2 separate regions of the Homo sapiens genome follow, and region 1 is linked to region 2. A link is a contact called in ENCODE Hi-C or POLR2A ChIA-PET data. All regions are on one chromosome and are shown on one strand. Each heading gives the region's core, a stretch centred on a gene start or an enhancer-like site at or near the end of the contact. The rest is flanking DNA. Distances are from core to core; before and after follow the strand shown.

Region 1 (5,724 bases), core at 2,739-5,238, 87 kb before region 2:
GTGGGGTGTGCAGGGAGGGTGACAGTGGGGACTCATCCTCATCAGAAGACAGAGACTTCCAGGGAGACTGCCCTTTCCTTGTTTCCCTTCTTCCTGCCTTGAATGCAGATGTGACAGTTGGCGGGTCAGCAGCCATTCTGTAGTAATGAGATGATAAGGATGACAAAGAGATTGCAGGAAATCCAGCCCTGCCATCATCAAGGCAAGCGTTACTGCCTCCTGATTTCTTGTTATGGAAGAAAGATTAACGCCTATTTTTCTTCCCTAAACCACTATAAATTGGATTTTTCTTTGACCTGACACCAAACACATTCCTATAGAATTCACTGCCACACAGCCGAGTAAATGTTTGCTTTTACCTGGCTTTTACAACTCTCTGAGCTTCCCACCATCTAGAAGATGAAAGTAGGGTGGGTGAGGTGGCTCACGCCTGTAATCCCAGCACTTTGGGAGGCTGAGGCAGGTGGATCATTTGAGACCAGGAGTTCGAGACCAGCCTGGCCAACATGGTGAAACCCCGTCTCTACTAAAAATACAAAAATTAGCCAGGCATGGTGGCACACGCTTGTAATCCCAGCTACTCAGGAGGCTGAAGCAGGAGAATCACTTGAACCCGGGAGGTGGAGGTTGCAGTGAGCCAAGATTGCACCACTGCACTCCAGCCTGGGCCAGAGAGTGAGACTCTTGTCTCAAAAAAAAAAAAAAAAGAAAGAAAGAAAGAAAGAAAATGAAGGCAGAGACATCTGTCCCCATAGACTATTGTGAGGATTAAAGGAGCTAGGGGCTGTGAAATTACTCTGTGGACTGTGAAGGCTTCAGCTGAGGAGGACTAATGTGGCCTTTCTCCCGGAGACCAGGGCTTCCTTGAGTGAGGATGAAATAAACTGTAGCCAGAGAGAAGAAAGCAACAGGCATGTTTCGGAGCAGAGTCCCGGGCCCAGCTGTCGAGCAGGCCTCACTGCTCCCTCACCTGTTTCTGGGACAGGAGACATGGTTTGAGGGCAGCATGATGGTTGGTCAAGTGCTTGAATTCTGGAGCCCAGCTGTCTCTGCTCCTCCTTAAGCAAGGCCACAGACTGCGTATCCCCTCCTCGGACCCCCACAGCTGCCCACGTGCCCTCATCCCCTCATCAGAGCCCTTGTCCCCACCCTAGGTTGTCATTGCCTGTTTGCCTTGTGCTCCCTGAGACAGGGACTGAGGGTGTCCTCTTCACCCTCACACCTGGCACAGTGAACTTGACCTTGAGGCTGGCCAGACTGCGGCAGGGAAGTGAGTATGGCCAGGGCAGGAGGCAGGACAGGCAGGACCATGTCCTGGGAGAAGGGCGGGGCAGGCTGGGGACATGAGGGTGCAGGGGTGAGGGGTCAGATAGTGGTGACTTTGAGTGCGTGAGAGAGGAGGGGCTCGGTGCCCTGGGTTCTGGCAGGATGGCAAGACCACCTCTCCTCTCCTGAAGAATCAGGCAGTGACTTGGAAGCTGGTTTGGGAGATTGGAGGAGTGACAGCAGGACCATGATCCTGTGGGATGGTACCTGCTACGTACCAAGTCTTGTGTTCGTTCTGGGGATGCAGCTGTGCCCCAGACAAGGATCCTGTCCATGGAAACTCACAGCCTAGCGGCGGAAGAGGGCAACGGAGTGGATGGAGGAATATACCCCTCACACTGAGGTTCAAAGCTGGTAGGTGCCGAAGGGCACTCACTGCAGACCTACTGTGCACCAGCACTACTGAGTCAGGATCTCCGTTCTCTGGGAGCTCAGCTGCAGGGAACAACACTGTGTGTGCATGTTTGCACCCCCTCTCTGTGGGTCTGTGGTGAGTGGCCAGTGTGTGTTCGTGTGTGTACAGCTGTCTGTGGGTGTGGCTGGGAGCTTTTGCACCTGTGAGTATGTCTGTGTTTTGCTGGTAGTATTGTGTGTGTGTGTGTGTGTGTGTGTGTGTAGGAAGGGAGCAGGCATCTGCAGCAGAAGCTGAGGTCTCAGGTCTTGGGGGTTTCTCCCACACACCTGCCCCTTGGCCATGGGGTGGGGTGGGGTGCCCCGAACGCCCTGATACTTTGTGGGAAGAAGGCTGGGCACAGCGGGAATGTTTGGTTTCCTGGGTGAAGGCGGAGCTGGCCGTCTTCCCATGACAGATGTAGGAATGTTTCTGCTATTCAAGGCGGAAGCAGGGGTGTGGGGGCCGCCTGAGGCCTGCCCCAGCCCTGCTCCAGGCCACCTGTCTATGGCCTGGGAAGCAGCTGGGCACTGCTAGGGAGAAGCTTCTAGACCCAGGGCTGACCCTACTCTCCAAGCCCCATCTCCCCAGGAGGCTCAGGTCAGGCCCAATTCACCTCCCTCCCAGCCCCCCAGGACAGGAGAGGAGAATGGAGTCCAGGGTTCAGCCCAGAGGAGGACTCCCATGAGGAGGGGGCTTTGAGGAAATGGGGATATTGGGCGTCTTTCCCTGGCAGCTGAGTTGGGGGCAGCAACAGGGGAACAGCGGGGAAGCATCCTTAGAGGTCCCCCCATCAGTCAGCCCAGCTGCAGACAGCCTCAGGGTACCCTCATTTTCTTTTCTGAGTCCTGGTATAATAGAGCTTCAGAAGAGTCAGCAATGGCAAATTCCTCAAATGGGGAAACTGAGGCAGGGGTGGGGTGCTGACTTGGCCAGGTCGCCCCACCCCCAGCAGTCCTGACCCCAGACCCCCAGCTCTCCCAGCGCACCTGCCGCTCACTCCATGGAGGTTATGGCCCGGGTGGGGTACAGGTAACATGACCACCAAAATCAGCGGTGACCTGGCCTCCACCCTCTGGAAGCTAGCGCTCCAGAACCCCCAGCCCCTCCCTGGGTTTCAAATCCTGCCTTGCCCCTTCCAGGCTTCCGTCTGTGAAGCCAAGTGACTCTTCCCACTCTGTCTACACAGCCTTCCCAGGGATTGCATGTAAAGAACCAGGTGAAGGTTGGGCACAGTGGCTCATCCTTCAGTCCCAGCACTTTGGGAGGCCAAGGCTGGTGGATTGCTTGAGGCCAGGAGTCTGAGACAAGCCTGAGCAACATGGAGAAACCCCATCTCTACAACCGAAAAAAAAAAAAAAAAAAAAAGAGCGTGGTGGTACATTCCTGTAATTCTAGCTACTTGGGAGGCTGAGGCAGGAGGATCACTCAAGCCCAGGTGATTGAAGCTGAAAAAAAAAAAGCGTAGGTTGGGCGCGGTGGCTCATGCCTGTAATCCCAACACTTTGGGAGACTGAGGTGGGCAGATCACCTTAGGTCGGGAGTTCGAGACCAGCCTGACCAACATGGAGAAACCCCATCTCTACTAAAAATACAAAATTAGCTAGGTGTGGTGGCACATGCCTGTAATCCAGCTACTCGGGAGGCTGAGGCAGGAGAATTGCTTGAACCAGGGAGGCAGAAGTTGCGGTTAGCCAAGATCGCGCCACTGCATTCCAGCCTGGGCAACAAGAGCGAAACTCTGTCTGAAAAAAAAAAAAAGGCCTGGGTATTTGAAGACTTTGTGTCTAGGCCAGGGATGTGTTGGGGCCAGGTGGTTATTGGTGATTGCTGGCTGCAGTCTGAACAACCCACATCCCCCACGAAGCCACTGGGAGGCTGTGGGTGGTGACTGGGGGGTGTCCCGGGGTGTGGTGTCGTGGTATTATGTTTGTGAGGGCATCACTTTCCCCCACTGCATCTTAGTGGCTTCCTCCCCTCCAGCTGGAACCTGGGTCCAGCAGGCGGGGAAAGAGCCCACAGGGAGGGGAGCTTGTGAGAGAAGGAGGGCCTTGGTGACTTGGTGCTGATGTGCCTTGTTTTCCGGGCTGGCACAGGCAGGACACCCTGGATCCCCAGCCCTGACCCTGATTGTCCCTCAGGCCCCAGCTGGACCCAAAGTCACTTTCTTAGGTTTGGCTTTGAGACATCTCTTCTCCCTCTCCCTTTTACTGTCTCTCCCCTACCCTGAAGATCAGAGAGGAGGGAGGTGCCTGTGAGTCACCTTGTGACTCACAGGAGGGCACAGCCAGGGTCTGGGGCGGGAGTGTGTGCAGTTGTCCAGTGTGCATGTGCATGTGTGTGTGCACGGTCAGCATGTGTGCATAGGCAAATGTTCATGCATGTATGCTTGTGTGCACCTGTGCATGTTTTGTGAGGGGGCTGAGCTGGGGGAGGGGGAGAAGACATGCCTTGGCTTTCTCACCTTTAAAATGCATGAGCTCTGGCCGGGCGCAGTGGCTCAGGCCTGTAATCCCAACGCTTTGGGAGGCCAAGGTGGGTGGATGACCTGAGGTCAGGAGTTCCAGACCAGCCTGGCCAAAATGGTGAAACCCCATCTCTACTAAAAATAGAAAAAAATTAGCCGGGTGTGGTGGCAGGTGCCTGTAATCCCAGCTACTCGGGAGGCTGAGGCAGGAAAATCACTTGAACCCAGGAGGCGGCCGTGTCAGTGAGCCGAGATCATACCACTGCACTCCAGCCTGGGCGACAGTCTCAAAAAATAAAAATGAAAAAATAAATAAAATAAAATGCATGAGCTCATGGAAGCTGCCCCAACCCGAGGGGGCCACTAAGTCACAGCCAGGACAGGGTGCTTACCTGGAGCAGGTGCATAAGGCTTGGTTATATTGAAAGCGTGAAGAAATATCAAATAGGGGTAGCAAAGCCATTCTGCATTCTAAATAGTTTACATTGATCAAACTAACACTTCTGACACAACTACCATGCAACGGCCATTTGTAGACCCGTGTTTGGGTCTACAAAATCTTGAAAGTTGAAGTAGATCTTTCCTGAATATGAGGCCCAAACTCACAGACCTCCTGGCCTCCGGAGGTTAATAGGACCCTCTGTGTGCAACCAGGAGACCACAGAGGCCGTGGATGAGGGGAAGGCAGGGCGGGGCACTGGCTGCTCAAGCTGGGCTAGGAGCACTGTGGCAAGGACCTCTGTGTCTGTTGCGTTCGTCCCTCTTCCCTCGCCATCTAGAACAGTAGGCTGTTCTAGATGCACAGTAGGCTCCCAACACAGATGGCTGGATCAGTGATGACTGACTGCATGTCCCAGGTATGGAAGATCTCAACTGGGCCATGGCTGCGGGGATGGTGGGAGGGCGCTGGACAGGGAAGCCTGGTTATCATTCCCTCCTGGTGCTGCTGAAGGCCCCCTTTCCTCCAACTTTGACCAAGTGAAGATGGGTGGAGAGCTGACGCCTGGGTTCTAATAGGACAGGTCACTTCCCTTCCCTAAGAATCAGTCCCCTCCCTTGTCTGTAAAACAGGGATGCACCATGTTCCACCTTTGTGGTTTCTGGGCAGCATCAGACCATTCTCTGAGGTCTTCTCTAGCTTCAGGATCCAGAGAAATGGCTTGGGAGGGCTGGGCGCGGTGGCTCATGCCTGTAATCCCAGCGCTTTGGGAGGCCGAGGCGGGTGGATCACTTCAGGTCAGGAGTTTGAGACCAACCTGACCAACATGGTGAAACCCCACCTCTACTAAAAATACAAAAATTAGCTGGGCATGATGGCAGTTGCCTGTAATCCCAGCTACACAGGAGGCGGAGTTTGCAGTGAGTTGAGATTGTGCCGTTGCACTCCAGCCTGGGCGACAGAGCGAGACTCCGTCTCAAAAAAAAGAAAGAAAGAAAAGAAAAGAAAAGAAAAAAGAAAAGGCTTGGGAGAAGGGACTTCTGGAGTAACAGGGGACTTGGAGACAAAAGGAACAGAGGAACAGTTTGTGCCACGAAGACA
Region 2 (5,324 bases), core at 1,581-4,080:
GATTAAATGGTGCCCACCCAGATTAAAGGTGGGTCTGCCTTTCCCAGCCCACTGACTCAAATGTTAATCTCCTTTGGCAGCACCCTTACAGACACACCCAGGATCAGTACTTTACATCCTTCAATCCCATCAAGTTGACTCTTAGTATTAACCATCACACATGATTATACACATCATTCTGTCCCTTTTCTCAATAATTTCTTGTAGAAATTTTGGCTGCATACTAGTCAATGGTGTGAATGTACCATAAATTACACATTCATCCACCAGTGGGAATTCACTTTATTTCCAATTTATTTACCCTGCAAACAGCATCGCACTACTGATGACAAGCAGGCAACTGCGTTGGAGAGGGAGGTCATCATGGCTGCAAGGAAGGGACCGGACCCATATAATATACTACCCCTAAAGGCAGCTTCAGGCACCAAAGAAGACCCTAATTTAGTCCTCTCCATCACCAACAAGAGAAGAGTGGGCTGCATCTGCGTAGAGGACAACAGTACCATCACCTGCTTTGGGCTGCACAAAGGCGAGACCCAGTGATGCCCCAGCTATGGAACCCATTACAAGCTGGTGCCCCGCCAGCTGACGTACTGAGCACCTGCACCAAGTTACCCAAAATGTGCTGCAAAGTTTCTTCTTTCCAATAAAGAGTAGCCATTGCATTGGCTCCTTCTCCCATTAAAAAAAAAAGAAGAAAGGGCCGGGCGCGGTGGCTCATGCCTGTAATCCCAGCACTTTGGGAAGGCGAGGTGAGTGGATCACCTGAGGTCAGGAGTTTGAGACCAGCCTGACCAACATGGAGAAACCCCGTCTCTGCTAAAAATACAAAATTAGCCGGGCTTGGTGGCGCATGCCTGTAATCCCAGATACTCAGGAGGCTGAGGCAGGAGAATCGCTTGAACCCAGGAGGCAGAGGTTGTGGTGAGCAGAGATCGCACCATTGCACTTCAACCTGGGCAACAAGAGTGAAATTCCTTCTCAAAAAAAAAAAAAAAGAAAGAAAGAAAGAAAGAAAGAAAAGAAAAAAGGCCAGGCATGGTGGCTTATGCCTGTAATCCCACATCTTTGGGAGGGCGAGGCAGGAGGATTATTTGAGCCCAGGAGTTCTAGACCAGCCTGGCCAACATAGTGAGACCCTAACTATTTAAAAAAAAAAAAAGTCACATGCAGATTTTTTTTTTTTTTTTTTGAGACAGAGTTGCCCAAGCTGGAGTGTAGTGGGATAGTCTTGGCTCATTGCAACCTCTGCCTCCCGGGTTCAAGTGATTCTCCTGCTTCAGCTTCCCGAGTAGCTGGGATTACAGGCACACGCCACCACACCTGGCTAATTTTTGTATTTTTAGTAGAGATGGGGTATCACCATGTTGACCAGGCTGGTCTGAAACTCCTGACCTCAAGCGATCCGCCTGCCTTGGCTTCCTAAAGTGTTAGGATTACAGGTGTGAGCCACCATGCCTGGCCTAGTTGTCTATTTGTATCTTTTCCCATACAGACATTTTAGATTTTATGTAATCAAATAGATCTATATTTTTGTTGAAGGTCTCTGGATTCTCTCTTTTAATTATAAGGATTTTCCTAATTTCTGTTTTGTACATGTCTTCTGGATTTTTTTCTAAGATTTTAATTTTTTACATTGAAGCTCTGAGCCATCTGGAATTTATTTTTGCATATGGTATGAAAAAGGACTCAATTTTCTTCCAGATGGATAGCCAGTTGTGCCAGCACCATTTATTAAGCAGTCCAGAGTGTCCACCGAAATTAAGGCTATTGAGGCAGAAATAATTTGATAAAGGTTTATTGGAAGCCAAATGTGATGATCGACCCAGGAAGACACACCAACAAGGTTGGGGGTATTTCAGAGTCTGTCACAAGGTTTTTTTTAGGAAAGTTTAAAAGAAGGAAGGGGGAGCTGGGCGCAGTGGCTCATGCCTGTAATCCCAACAATTTGGGAGGCCGAGGTGGGTGGATCACCTGAGGTCAGGAGTTTGAGACCAACTTGACCAACATGGTGAAACCCTGTCGCTACTAAAAATACAAAAAAAAAAAAAAAAAAATTAGCCAGGCATGGTGGTGCATGCCTGTAATCCCAGCTACTTGGGAGGCTGAGGCAGGAAAATCGCTTGAACCCAGGAGGTGGAGGTTGCGGTGAGCCGAGATTGTGCCACAGTACCACAGCCTGGGTGTCATGAGCAAAAATATATCTCAAAAACAACAACAACAACAACAAAAAACAATGGAGGGGGACTCCTTTCCTTAGAGGGTACAACACAGAGGTTACCATCACCATCATGGGGTACAGATGACATCATACAGGATAAGAATGCCTACACACAAGACAATCAGTCGAACTTCAGACTTCAGCTCACCTTAAAAGAAATCAGTGTCCTATTTAGTGTCTGCAGGTTACACACTGATCAGTACATCAATCATTTGAGAAATTTATGATAAGATTCTTTAGTTGGAGACGCAATGTTACCATCGAGTCAAAAGACTGTTGCAGAACCCCAAAGGGTAGGTTTGAGTACCTGACACGCTGTAAGCCAAGCACTGACATGTGGGCGCTTAGGAGCAGAGAAAGGTTTATTCAATTTGGCCACGGCCTGAGGATGGGAGACCCAAACTCTCGAATCTGACCTTCCTTTGTAAGGTGGGTAGGGCGGGAGGTGAGATTCCCCCATGATCAAAGCTGTTTGCGTCCCTTCGTCAATCAAACTTCTGGACATCGCCAAGGAGGTCGCATGACCTCAGGATCTTCATTCTTCAGAAGCAAAACAAGTTCATGAATCTTGCAGGCAGCCTCCAGGGGGCAGAATGTGACGTTAATCAATTACTAGTGAATTGGTGAACACCCTCTACTTCAATGACCACATGTGGAGGAAGAAAAGAACAGAGAAGAAAATAAGTAACCAACATCTTATGGTTGTTATAGCATAGGCTGGGTTACAGCTCCCAAGGTGGATTGCTTTGGAAGCCTGCTTACTGTTGAACATGACTTGAAGGTTATCAACAGTTATTCATTCAATTACTCATGAATTTTCTGGGCAGCGGGTGGGGGATTCCCCGAACTGAGGACTCTTTCCCGTTTCGGACCATACAGGGTAATGTATAGATGTTGCCATGGCATTTGTAAAACTGTCAAGTCACTGGTGGTAGCGGTAGCGTCTTTTAGCACAAGAATTAATTTTAATTAGCATATAATGAGCGGTGAGGATGATCAGAGGTTTTGGCAGGTTTGGTCCGGGCCTCTTTACCGCATCCTGTTTTATCAGGGGGTCCTTGTGATCTGTAACTTGTGAAACCAGCCCTGCTGAACTACCTCAATATGAAAATAGTCTTAACCTTTGAGAAGAAGCCTTCGGTTCTAATTGATAGCCATATTTCCTGGTAATAATGTTGTAATCAACATCTTTGTATATTCCTTAAGCACTTAAATACTTAAAAAAGGGGGCTGTGTCAACCCTGAAGAGGATTACTGAGATTTTACTCATCTCCGTCCTGCATGATAAAAGAAAAATACATCCTGTTATTCCAGCAAATTGATGTTTTAATTAAGAGATCAAGGCCGGGCATGATGGCTCACGTCTGTAATCCCAGCACTGTGGGAGGCTGAGGCAGGTAGATCACCTCAAGTCAGGAGTTCTAGACCAGCCTGGCCAACATGGTGAAACCCCGTTTCTACTAAAAATACAAAAATTAGCTGGGCATGGTGGCGAGCGCATGTAATCCCAGCTACTCGGGAGGCTGAGGCAGGAGAATCACTTGAATCCGGGAGGCGGAGGTTGCAGTGAGCCGAGATCGCGCCACTGCACTCTAGCCTGGGTGACAGAGTGAGATGCTATCTCAAAAAAAAAAAAAAAAAAAGAGAGAGATTAAAAGTCTTAGATTTGCCTGTCTATTCCTATGCCAGTATCTGTCTGTCTATCTGTCAACGAAAAGAGTCAAACTCTATAAAATATTTGAATAGATTTATTCTGAGCCAAATATGAGTAAGCATGGCCCATGACACAGCCTTCAGGAGGTCCTGAGAACATGTGCCCAAGGTGGCTGGGGTGCAACTTGGTTTTATATATATTTAAGAAGGCATGAGACATCAATCAAATACATTCGAGACATATATTGGTTTGGTCCAGAAAGGCAGGACAATTCGAAGTCAGGGGGCTTCCAGGCTATAGGTAAATTTAAACATTTTCTGCTTGACAGTCGGTTTAGTTTGTCTAAAGACCTGGGATCAACAGAAAGAAAATGTTGAGGTTAAGATAAAAGATTGTGGCTGGGCACAGTGGCTCACACCTGTAATCCTAGCACTTTGGGAGGCCGAGGCGGATGGATCACCTGAGGTCAGGAGTTTGAGACCAGCCTGACCAATACAGCGAAACCCCATCTCTACTAAAAATATAAAAATCAGCCAGGCATGGTGGCACGCCTGTAATCCCAGCCACTCGGGAGGCTGAGGCAGGAGAATCTCTCAAACCCAGGAGGCGGGAGGTTGCAGTGAGCAGAGGTCCACTGCACTCTAGCCTGGGTGACAAAACTAGACTGTGTCTCAAAAATAAATAAAATAAAATAAAATAAAAGACTGTGAAGACCAAGTCTCTTTTGAAGTCTCATAGTGGCTGCCCTTAGAGACAAGAGATGACAAATGTTTCCTATCAGACCTTTAAAAGGTGCTAGACTGTCACCACCGGTAACACTCCAGTCTGGATGACAGCAAGTCTCCTTCTAGAAAAAACCAAAAACCAAAAAACAAAAAACCACCTCTGATCCCCAAGTTTTCCGTGAGACTGATTTGAGTAATAATAAAATTCCAGTCTCCTGCACAGCCTGCTCTGCGTGAATTACTCTTTCTCTATTGCAATTGCTGTGTCTTGATATAAATCAGCTCTGTCTAGGCAGTGGGCAAGGTGAACCCCTTCAGCGATCATATTGGAAAGTAAGTCATGAAACAGAGGGTTAAATAAAACTCATCTGATGAGAATTTATGGTTTATAGGGCATGACTCCCCAGACCCCTTAGATAGGAATTTGGGCAAGATTAAAAAAAAAAAAAAAGCAGAGCTTAGTCCTCATATCTACCTATCTATCTATCCATCCATCCATTCATCTATCCATCCATCTATCCATCATCATCTATCTGCTTCTGAGACCTGAAAGGCTAGTAAAGGTAATCAAAATATCCTTCTCTGATATATTTTGAGATGGCTGCTCCTGCAAACAGAAGCAGCCCTGCAAAGCGGTCTTCTATTATTATTATTATTTTGAGACTGAGTTTCATTCTGTCCTCCAGGCTGGAATGCAGTGGCATGATATCTGCTCACTGCAACC

What was found. A loop is a pair of places that touch in the nucleus more often than their neighbours do. ChIA-PET counts read pairs that join two places held with the same protein, here RNA polymerase II (POLR2A). Pooled maps may share reads with other maps.
Region 1: a pooled map shows a loop between it and region 2 (2.2-fold over the local background). The contact joins two enhancer-like sites. A Hi-C loop is called at or near these places in 1 of 50 pooled maps. POLR2A ChIA-PET finds 5 or more read pairs at or near these places in 3 of 52 experiments (B cell, activated CD4-positive, alpha-beta T cell and naive thymus-derived CD8-positive, alpha-beta T cell).

Annotation. Positions count from the first base shown.
Region 1 is chr22:39,203,740-39,209,463 of GRCh38, reverse strand. No RefSeq gene overlaps it. Among named protein-coding and RNA genes, the nearest start is that of PDGFB, 38 kb to the left of the region's middle. RefSeq lists enhancers at 1-85, 3,508-3,557, 3,530-4,469. Within about 2 kb of position 3,988, at least 3 of the 41 ENCODE cell types and tissues checked have a DNase peak (open chromatin) inside an H3K27ac peak, as active enhancers do.
Region 2 is chr22:39,115,562-39,120,885 of GRCh38, reverse strand. It overlaps the pseudogene COX5BP7. Among named protein-coding and RNA genes, the nearest start is that of APOBEC3H, 21 kb to the right of the region's middle. RefSeq lists enhancers at 2,886-3,035, 3,046-3,145. Within about 2 kb of position 2,830, at least 7 of the 41 ENCODE cell types and tissues checked have a DNase peak (open chromatin) inside an H3K27ac peak, as active enhancers do.